2 separate regions of the Mus musculus genome follow, and region 1 is linked to region 2. The links are chromatin contacts, found by Hi-C or POLR2A ChIA-PET in ENCODE. All regions are on one chromosome and are shown on one strand. Each heading gives the region's core, a stretch centred on a gene start or an enhancer-like site at or near the end of the contact. The rest is flanking DNA. Distances are from core to core; before and after follow the strand shown.

The links. A loop is a pair of places that touch in the nucleus more often than their neighbours do. ChIA-PET counts read pairs that join two places held with the same protein, here RNA polymerase II (POLR2A).
Region 1: a map of left cerebral cortex shows a loop between it and region 2 (2.1-fold over the local background). The contact joins the enhancer-like site here to the promoter of Phldb2 in region 2. A Hi-C loop is called at or near these places in 4 of 37 maps with a recorded cell type or tissue (Patski, heart and left cerebral cortex). POLR2A ChIA-PET finds 5 or more read pairs at or near these places in 1 of 5 experiments (Patski).

What each region holds. Positions count from the first base shown.
Region 1 is chr16:45,889,866-45,894,259 of GRCm38, forward strand. It overlaps a transcript of Phldb2 not described here. Among named protein-coding and RNA genes, the nearest start is that of Phldb2, 48 kb to the left of the region's middle. Within about 2 kb of position 3,131, at least 1 of the 3 ENCODE cell types and tissues checked has a DNase peak (open chromatin) inside an H3K27ac peak, as active enhancers do; it is heart, where a contact is called at or near this core.
Region 2 is chr16:45,842,749-45,847,446 of GRCm38, forward strand. Phldb2 (pleckstrin homology like domain, family B, member 2) reads right to left here and starts at 1,630. Exons shown (of 18, transcript NM_153412.4): 1 at 1,460-1,630.

The DNA of each region.
Region 1 (4,394 bases), core at 1,881-4,380, 49 kb after region 2:
CAGGTCACCCCCAAGCAGAGGAAAATATTTATTGTACTATTTAAAGTTGTTTTCCTTTCTTTAAACAAACTCTCCTTTAATTCCAGAGTAGAAGTTTCTTCTGGCACTTGTAGTTAAGTGATTTTTTTCCCAGGGATACGAACATCACTCAAGTCTCCCGAGTTTCATAGGGTAACAGCTAATGGCATGCTCCATTTTATAAGACAGCTAGTCAATCAGTAAATCAATTAACTAGCATGGTGCCAGTAACGTATGGCTGGACATTCACATCAGCTAGGAATTATGGTTTACGAATGCAGCAAATCCTTGATTAAATATCTATTAGTACCATCTACAAAGTACAGAGTGAGGCCTTACATTTATTGGGAAATATAGCTTAAATATACGCCTCAAACAAATATATTATTTACATGTATGTGTCGATTTTAATAAAAAACCAAACTCTCATTTTATGAGATGCTTTTTTTCTTTGTTTAAGCACTAACAATTAAGTTAACAAGACATAAAGTAATTTGATTATTATTCTGTTAGTCATAAAAATTGCAACATTATGGTAACTGGAAAATTCCTGGAAAATTCCTTAGCATTCCTAAGATAAACTTTTTTCATTCTACAAACTGTTTGAAGACCAGAGAGGGCAAGAGACTCGAGGCTTGTCTAGGCTTCACAAGTAGGCAGAACTTTTAGTTAGAGGAACAGCCTGCACCATCTTGCAACTCATACTCATGAGACACACACCCACTGCTCTAGGCCATGTATTTAGACACCTAACTCTGACTAGGAGCTGGTGAGGCATCAGAAGGACTGGAGGTGGAGGAGAGGCTCTTTCCAAATGGAGACAGTTCCTGTCACTCACAAGGAGCCTTCCTGCATGAGCATGTAATTATCTAACTACTAGAAGAAGGACCAAGTCATGACATAGGTGGGTTCGTCAGTGTATGTCTTTCTAAGTTGTCTAAGTCGTGTACTGGTGAAGACAATTTAGCCTACAACTGAGAGATCATTGCCTAGAGCCTCCCAAACAGATGGTGTTTTAATTCACTCGTGTGCTCTTCTCACAGGTTATGCATTGCTATCACCAAGGGCAACTTTGCCATCCCCCTTAGCCAGAAACCTTCTCTGACTAGTGAAGTCAATTTCTGGGCTCAGGCCCAGGCATAAGTAATTTTTAAACACTTTCTAGCTGGTGTGAATGTCCAGTCATAACTGAGAACTGCTGAGTGAGAAGTAAAATTAGGCAAAGCAAACAGAATCATAAACTAGAAAAAGAGAAAGGAAAGAAAAGAAAAAAGTGCCTTCCCTTTAGCAAGGAAATAGAGCAGTGTTCATCTAACTATACTAAACAAATCACCCCCATCATAGTGTGTCTCTGAGACACATTCTTCTTTAAAATTTAATGAGTCAATGTTTAGAGTCAATCACTTAGTTATTAAGATGTACTATATTTTTTCCTTATGCTATTTGTCTTAACAAAATGTGATTTAAATGACTTTCTATCCAGCAGTAACTACCATTCTCTAATGATGGGGAAGAACCATTTTGAAAGCCAGTCTAGCCCTATGTCATGACCTTTGTATATTAATGAATTCCTCACATCAGAACTATGCACTGGGCAGAGTATATGAGGATAGTTGAGCTTCATAGATGTTTAGTTGGTTGTGTAGACTACAGAGCCAAGATCACAGCATCTCTGATGCCCAAGCCTGGTATTTCTGCACTGGTTCTCTGTGTCCTCAGAGTGTGGTGGTATTGTGGCCCAGTGCCTTACTGAGGATCTACAATGCATGCTTTCCCCTGACTTAGCAATAATATGAGGTCTCCCACACGTTCTTCTTAATTCTCACTTCAATTTTCTTCATCTTATGAACTCAAAGAGATCAAAGAACAAAAAAAGAAGCTGGTGGGGTCTAGAGAGATGGCTCAGGGGTTAAAAGCACTGACTGTTCTTCCAGAGATCCTGAGTTCAATTCCCAGCAACCACATGGTGGCTCACCACCCTCTGTAATGGGATTCAATTCCCTCTTCTTGTGTCTGAAGATAGCTACAGTGTACTCACAGACATAAAATAAATAAATAAATCTTTTTTTTTTTAAAGAAGCTGGTGATCATATTTTGTATGACCTCTCTAAAAGGGTGAAACTCTAGAGGATAGGTCGACAGTTGTTAGGTATGGAAGTAGAAGAATTAACACAGAGGCATGAGGAAATAGATTTTTTTGAAACTTTTTAAACTGGGTTTTGGGCTTAGGTACATAGATATACACATTTACCAAAATCATACAGCTATCTGCTCAGGATAGGAGAATATTTCACCATGTAGACAGTCTCTGATTTTGATGATTCAACATAGTGTTTCAGAGTTACAATGGCATGGAAATGAATTCATACAACCATCCTGAATTTTGATGTCAGTACATCACTTAATAAACCACATGGGACAGACACTTTATTATAAAGCAGGTACTGACTTAGGGCATTTTGTGTTACTCTAGGCCAATGGTTCTCAACCTGTGAGTCGTGACCTTTTGGGAGTTTCAATGACCCTTTCACAAGAGTCACAAATCCAATATCCTGTATATCACATATTTATATTGTGATTCACAACAGTAGCAAAATTACAGTTATGAAGTAGAAACAAAAATAATTTTATGGTTGGGGGTGCACCACAATGTAAAGTACTGTATTAAAGGGCCGAAGCATTAGGAAGGTTGAGAACCACTGCTTTAGACTAACATAAGTTCTCAGTATACTTGATGTCAGTGTATACTGTCAGAGAGGCTAAGCTGTGAGTCTTAGGAGGAGGCATGCTACGTTTTCTCTCATTTGTGATTCCTATGTTTCATATGTCTACATAAAGTCTTAAACACATATGGGAAAAATAAAGGTGAAATTGTCTAGGGAAACTAAGGGAACTCTCAGAAGCAAGAGAGTCAGGAGATGAGAGAAGGGAAGTGTGCTGGGTATGGTGTGTGTGTGTGTGTGTGTGTGTGTGTGTGTGTGTGTGTGTGTGTGTGCTGTGTGGGGGTATTCTCAGTATGCAATATGTATTGCTGGAGACTTAAACTGAATTCCTTTCCCTTCTTGCCTCCTCCCTCCCCCATACCACAGCCACTGATTGCTGATTGGCAGGATGGAGCCCCATTCAGTTATCTTTAGCTCATTGAAAACTGCTTCAAAGGCCAGTGTCCAGGCTGCTGCTGCTGGTGGGACTATTTCTGAGCCATCCCAGAGGTTTGGCCAGCAGATGGTGTGCCCTGGAGGGAGACTGGATCAGACTGGAGCTGACAGGAACACTAGAAGCCTGGCTACAGCAGAACTGGTCTTGGAATTGCAGAGAATTTCATAGTCATAACCTTACATTCCATTCCCTAACAATCACAGAGGGAGAGGCACTCTGATCCAAACCAGAGTTAAAGAACCACAGAGACGTTGGCTAGACACTGCCCTCTTAGCTTCTCAGAAGAAAGATGGGCCTTTTGTGTCAGTGTTCTCCACTCCCAGGTAGCATGTGGCTCCTTATTTTAAAATCAGAGCATGACTCTACAGACCAAGGACAGAAGCCATAATTCTGCTGTGCCTAGAGATGGTTCAAAAATATGCCTCTAAAAAACAAATTTACAACTGGGCTCTAGCTAGCTTTCACGGGACTCTCTTATACAACATTACCTTTTTAAACCCTTCTTTCTTTCTCTAATGTTAACTACAATTTAGTTGTGTTGATAAATCCAGGAAAGAAGAACCTGAAGTTTAATTTTTTCTGAAAGAACAAAAAGAAAAAAAGAAAAATGCTTGTGTTCCCATATTCCCATCATCAATACCCTGGGCAAGAAAATAAGTCCAGGAAAGATTGATTCCTTTGAAGGAGCAAGAGAGAAGAAAAAACAACTTAGCTAGCAGTTACAAGGTGGGAATTTAAGTGCTCTGGTCATTTCCTTTCCTTTAAAAACAGAGACAAGCATGTATGTACTCCCCCTGAGTGCATGTGGAAAGGCAAAGGAGTCTCAGAACTGTTCCTGTGATCCACAAGTAAGGGCAGGCTGGGATCACTCTATTTAGCTATTAGTCCAATTAGTAGGAGTTAATGTTTTCCCTGAAGGACAAATACCAAGCATTTCACAAGAGGTCACAAGTCATATTACTCTGTGCTGGCTTAGAGACCAACTCAGCTGCAGAAAGCAGCAAATACCGCAAGGTCTCTTGAAGAACTGCAGAAACACAACTAGAGGTTGCTTGTTATTGTGGGTTTTCAGGCAAGAGTTGGCATACAAAGGTTACTGGATGGTATCTAGGGTAACAGAAAGTGTGGAGTTTTCTGGAAGGTTTTCATTCCGGTTGCTCCTTGGCTTAAATAGCTCCTGTGGTAGGTTAGAGCCACCAGAACTGCCCGTAGCTCCT
Region 2 (4,698 bases), core at 380-2,879:
TAAAGGCCTTTGTCAATGTTTGGAGACTGCGGAGTTTCTTAATTATACGCAATGTTTAAATTCCACAATGTATTTATAAGGAGAAAGAAAAAAAAACCATTCAGTTAAAAACTTTTAAACAACTAAGTCCAGGAAGGGAACCTCAGGAAAACACAACTGTTACTTTTCAACGAACCTTAAATGGCACATTTAAGGTTCAAATGGCACCAAGCATGTTCTGTTAAAATAGTAGACCACTCTAAAGGATTATTTACCTCAGACCCAATGAATGTGTTGCTAGCCTACCAGGAACTAAGAATTCAAGTGCTCCGAGGGCAAACGTTTAACCCTATGAAACTGTGAACCATATTTGGAACCTTCCATCTAAATTCAGTCGTTTGAAGCCCAGAGGAAAAATAATCTCAAACACACAAGTGAAGCCCAAGTTAGAAGCTTTGTTACAAGCGTCAGAGTTGAACATTTACATCTGTAATTTACATGTTCATACACTGGAGGGGGAAACGTGTGAATATTTACACTAACGGACTCCACATTTTATGTCTCTACTAGACTTACCCTCACAGCTCTGACTGGCTAGGAGACTAGCTGTGTATCCTAGAACACTTGAGATACCACAAAAGGAAGACTTCTAGGGAAGAGGGCTGGGCCGGACGAAAGGATTTCCAGTCTTGGCTAGTCCACATAAAAGACTGTGGGAATCTTCCCTCTTTGAAGTGAGAAAGGTAAAAGAGGAGCCTCTGGAAGGAGGTTGGACTTATAAAGCTCTTTTAAACAGGAAACCCCAATCCGGGAAGGGACAGCCCGTCAGCCTTTTAATTTCCTGCCGGTGGCGGGAGTTAGCTAAGTCCTCCCCGCTTCCAGTGCTGCTGGCAAGGGTGAAGTTACTGAGCGCACCAAGCCAGAGTTCAGCAGGCTCTCTGAGCGGCTGAAGCAGAGGGTCGAAATGCTACCCAGAGTTGCAGCTGCTATCACCACAGAGAAAGAGACCATCACGCCCTCAGTGTGGGATGATAGGGAAACCATAACTGAATCACAGTCAGGAGCTCCTGGAAAGAATCTCGGTCCGGAGGCTCGCCGTGCAGCCTCATTCTAGAAACAAAGTACAACTAGAAGCCGATTTCAGAAAGGTCCTATCTGAGTCCCGTACTCCTCAAGATCCAGCTGTGGATCTTCTTATCCCCGGAATCCAGATCTCTGTCTAAGCAATCCAGACTTTCCGCAAAAGTTGCCTTCGGGACCCTTAATTAAATCCTGCCTTTTCGACCCAATCACTCACGAAAACCTCACCCCTACTGGACACCCCTTCCCCACAATGCCTCCACCCCGCATCGCCGTGCACAATGGAGGACAGAGCACTCTAGGACTGTAAGGTTTAGGCTTTGCGGACCCCTGCCCGGGCTTTTGTCTCTACAGCCTGCAAGGGAAGCAAAGAAAATCTGCGCTCAGGGCGCCCACTCACCAGCTCATCTTTCTCTGGAACTGCAACTCTCTCCTCGGGTCCCGCTGCCCTTGGGCCTGTCCCTTGCCTCCGCCCTCCCTCTCTCCCTGTGTCCTAGTCCGGTCCCCGCCGCTGCCGCAGGCTGCAGCCAGACCCTGCCGCCGCACACCGCGCACTCCGGGCGCCCCTCCCGGTGGGGGCGGCCACCGCCTCCTCTCCGCCCCCGACCTCCGCAGAGAGACGGGCGGCTACCAAGTCGGCTGAGGGGGAGGCTGTGTCCCCAAGGAGCCACCAGGGTGCGCAAAGGCAATGCGGGCCGGCTCCTCCAGGCCCTCTGTAGCCCACTACTCACCTGGGGCGATAAGGTGGCCGAATGCAGGCGGCCACAGAAGGCAGGCACCCTGGGTGCTCTGTGTCACACTCAGCAGAGCCCCTCGGCCCGCGGTGGTGGACTCCTCGAAGCTCCCTCCTGGTCCCGACCCGAGTTTCGAGGCACCGCAGCGGATCCTTGGAGTTCCCAGCTAGGAAGTCCTGGAGCCTAGGTTCTTAGGGAGCTAAGCTGCTGCTGCTTTTACTGCGTTTGGAGTGGCCTGGCCACTCGTCACATCTCTAGGCTCCACTTTCTCAAAGCTACGTTCGCAGCTATGTGCTAGAAACCTTTGTTGTTGGCTTTCTTTTCTTTTCTTTTCTTTTCTTTTCTTTTCTTTTTTTTTTTTAAATAAGGTGGAAATGGGACGAGAGAACACAACACGTCCTGGAGTGCGATTTCCTCCCCAGGACGAAGTTTCTGCTCTGTGAAACTCCAGGTGACTTCACCATAGACTGCTCTCCCCAGGGCAGGTTTACCTGATGCGTCAGAAAAGCAGCTGTGCCAAATGGCAATGGAACCGCCTGGGGTCAGGGCTGGAATCAAGCAGATTTAAAACTCCGTGATACTGATTGCCTTGGAGGGATGTCTCATAAAGGGTTCTGCATTTTCCAACACATTTAACATAACCAGTGGAAGCAATATTAACGTGAACGCCTTTCAGCCTTGCTTCCCTGAGCAGCTAGTCTGTCTTGACGCATGCAAATGTGGATGTTTGTAAAGTTCTGCCCCAGTGGGGTTAAGTCAAAGAAAGACAAGAACCTTGGAGGAACTCGCAAGGTCCAGGACCGGCAAGCTCTTTAATAACAATATGGCCCTAGCAAATTGTTTTAGCTACCACCAAGGATGTCTTCAAGGCTGTAGCAATAGCAACAGGGGTACTAGTGTAGGTACTTCCAGTAGTTAATAAACCTATGCTTCATCTATACACAATGCCTTTAGCTGTGAGAACACGCACTAATAAAATGCATATTTAAAATGTTTTATTGAGCAAAAGTATGACTTTTAAGATTAAATAATGTTTACTATTTATTCCTGCGTGTGCTTTGGTGCATGTGTGTGCACGTGAATCCAAGTAGGAAGGGAAAGCAGAAATGGCCATGAGCCACTCCACAAGGGTTTTGACAGCCAAACTCAGATCCTCTTCAAAAGCTAGACAGCTCTTTGCTGCCAAACAACCTCTCCAGCCCCGAAATTTTGACTTCTAATTTCCATGAGAACCACTCCTATAAGGATGATTTGTGTTTTAGAGCATTCTCAACGCACCACCTCGGTATCCCACGCTATTAAATTCACATGACTTACACCCCATCCTTTCACCTCATCTCCATCAACTTAAAATCATTTATCCCATCTCAATGAAAGGAAAGACACTCTTGAGCCACTTGCCTCTCCATACACTTACCTGTTTAACTATAGCAAAATGATGGCCAATTGTTACAAAAAGCTATCTCAACTCTCTGCCTTCCCATATACTCCAGTCAGAAGTTGCCTTTATTGTATTCCCCTGAGCTTAAATTATGCAACTGAAAAAATTGCTTCTTCCCAGGTATGGTGGTACGGGACAATAATTCCAGCTCTTGACCAGTTGATGCAGGATGATCAAGAGTAGCGTGCAGGCTTGGGTCTCTTAACCAGTTAGGACCAGCCTGAGCTATGTAAAGCCTGACTCAAAACACCAAGGGCTGACTGTGGAAATCAATATGGTGGCTCCTCCAAAAGTTGGGAATCAATCTACCTCAAGATTCAGCTATATCACTCTTGGGCTTATATTCAAAGCTATATCACTCTTGGGCTTATATTCAAAGCTATATCACTCTTGGGCTTATATCCAAAGCTATATCACTCTTGGGCTTATATCCAAAGGACCATCCATCCTACCACAAGGACGGTTGCTCAACTATGCTTATTGTGGCTTTATTCATAATAGCTGGAAATCGGAAGCAACATAGATGTTCCTAGCCAAAGAATGGATAAAGAAAATGTGGTACAGTAATATAATGGAATATTACTCGTTTGTTTTAAAAATGACACCATGATTTGCAGGCACATGGATGCTACTAGAAAAAAAATCATCCTGAGTGAGGAAACTCAAACCCAGAAAGGTAAAGATGGCATGCATTCACTTATAAGTGGATATTAGCTGCTAAATAAAGGATAATCAAGCTACAATCTATAGGCCCAAAGAGTAGGTAAAGGGGAGGGCTCTAGGTGGGTAGCATGAGTATCCCCAGGAAGGGGAAATAGATTTGGGGGTGGCCTGGGGACTTGTGGGGGCAGGAGTAGGGGGATCAGGCTGGAGTGCACCAAGAGCTGGCTGTGTCTCTCAGCATTAGCAAGTTCCATCACTATTCTCTCAGCACGGGGGCAGGGTGGGGGTGTGCATCTCACTCCTCAGTAGCAATTACCAGCTGATCCTTAGCTCCCTTTTCTCTTCCTTTTTCTTCTGATCTAAGCACTGACTACCCAGAATTCAGACTCTGGACCTAGTTTCAGTCTAGGGGCTTCCACTGGTGCTATCACTCTACCCCCACAGAACTAAGTCCCATCATGAGTTGACTCTCCACAAACTTTGCACCCACCCCAACCCACGCCTCCCGAATCCCAGACCCCTGGCAGCAGCCCACATGGATGCCTTCTGACCACGTATTTACCATTTCCAACACTGATTCCCTAAAATCTCTTCCTCGGTCTCCAGCCACTCTTTTCCAACTGCAGTCTTCCTCCTATTGGGTCTAAAACCTTACGTCATCCTTGAATTTCTTTTCTCTCCAACTCATCAGAAAGACCTTTCTGCTCTTATTGAAATCAGCACAGATTTCAGCTGCTTGCTACCACACTGTTTATCTCAGCTAGAGCTCACCTGCCATACTGCCTTGACTTACCCTTGCCC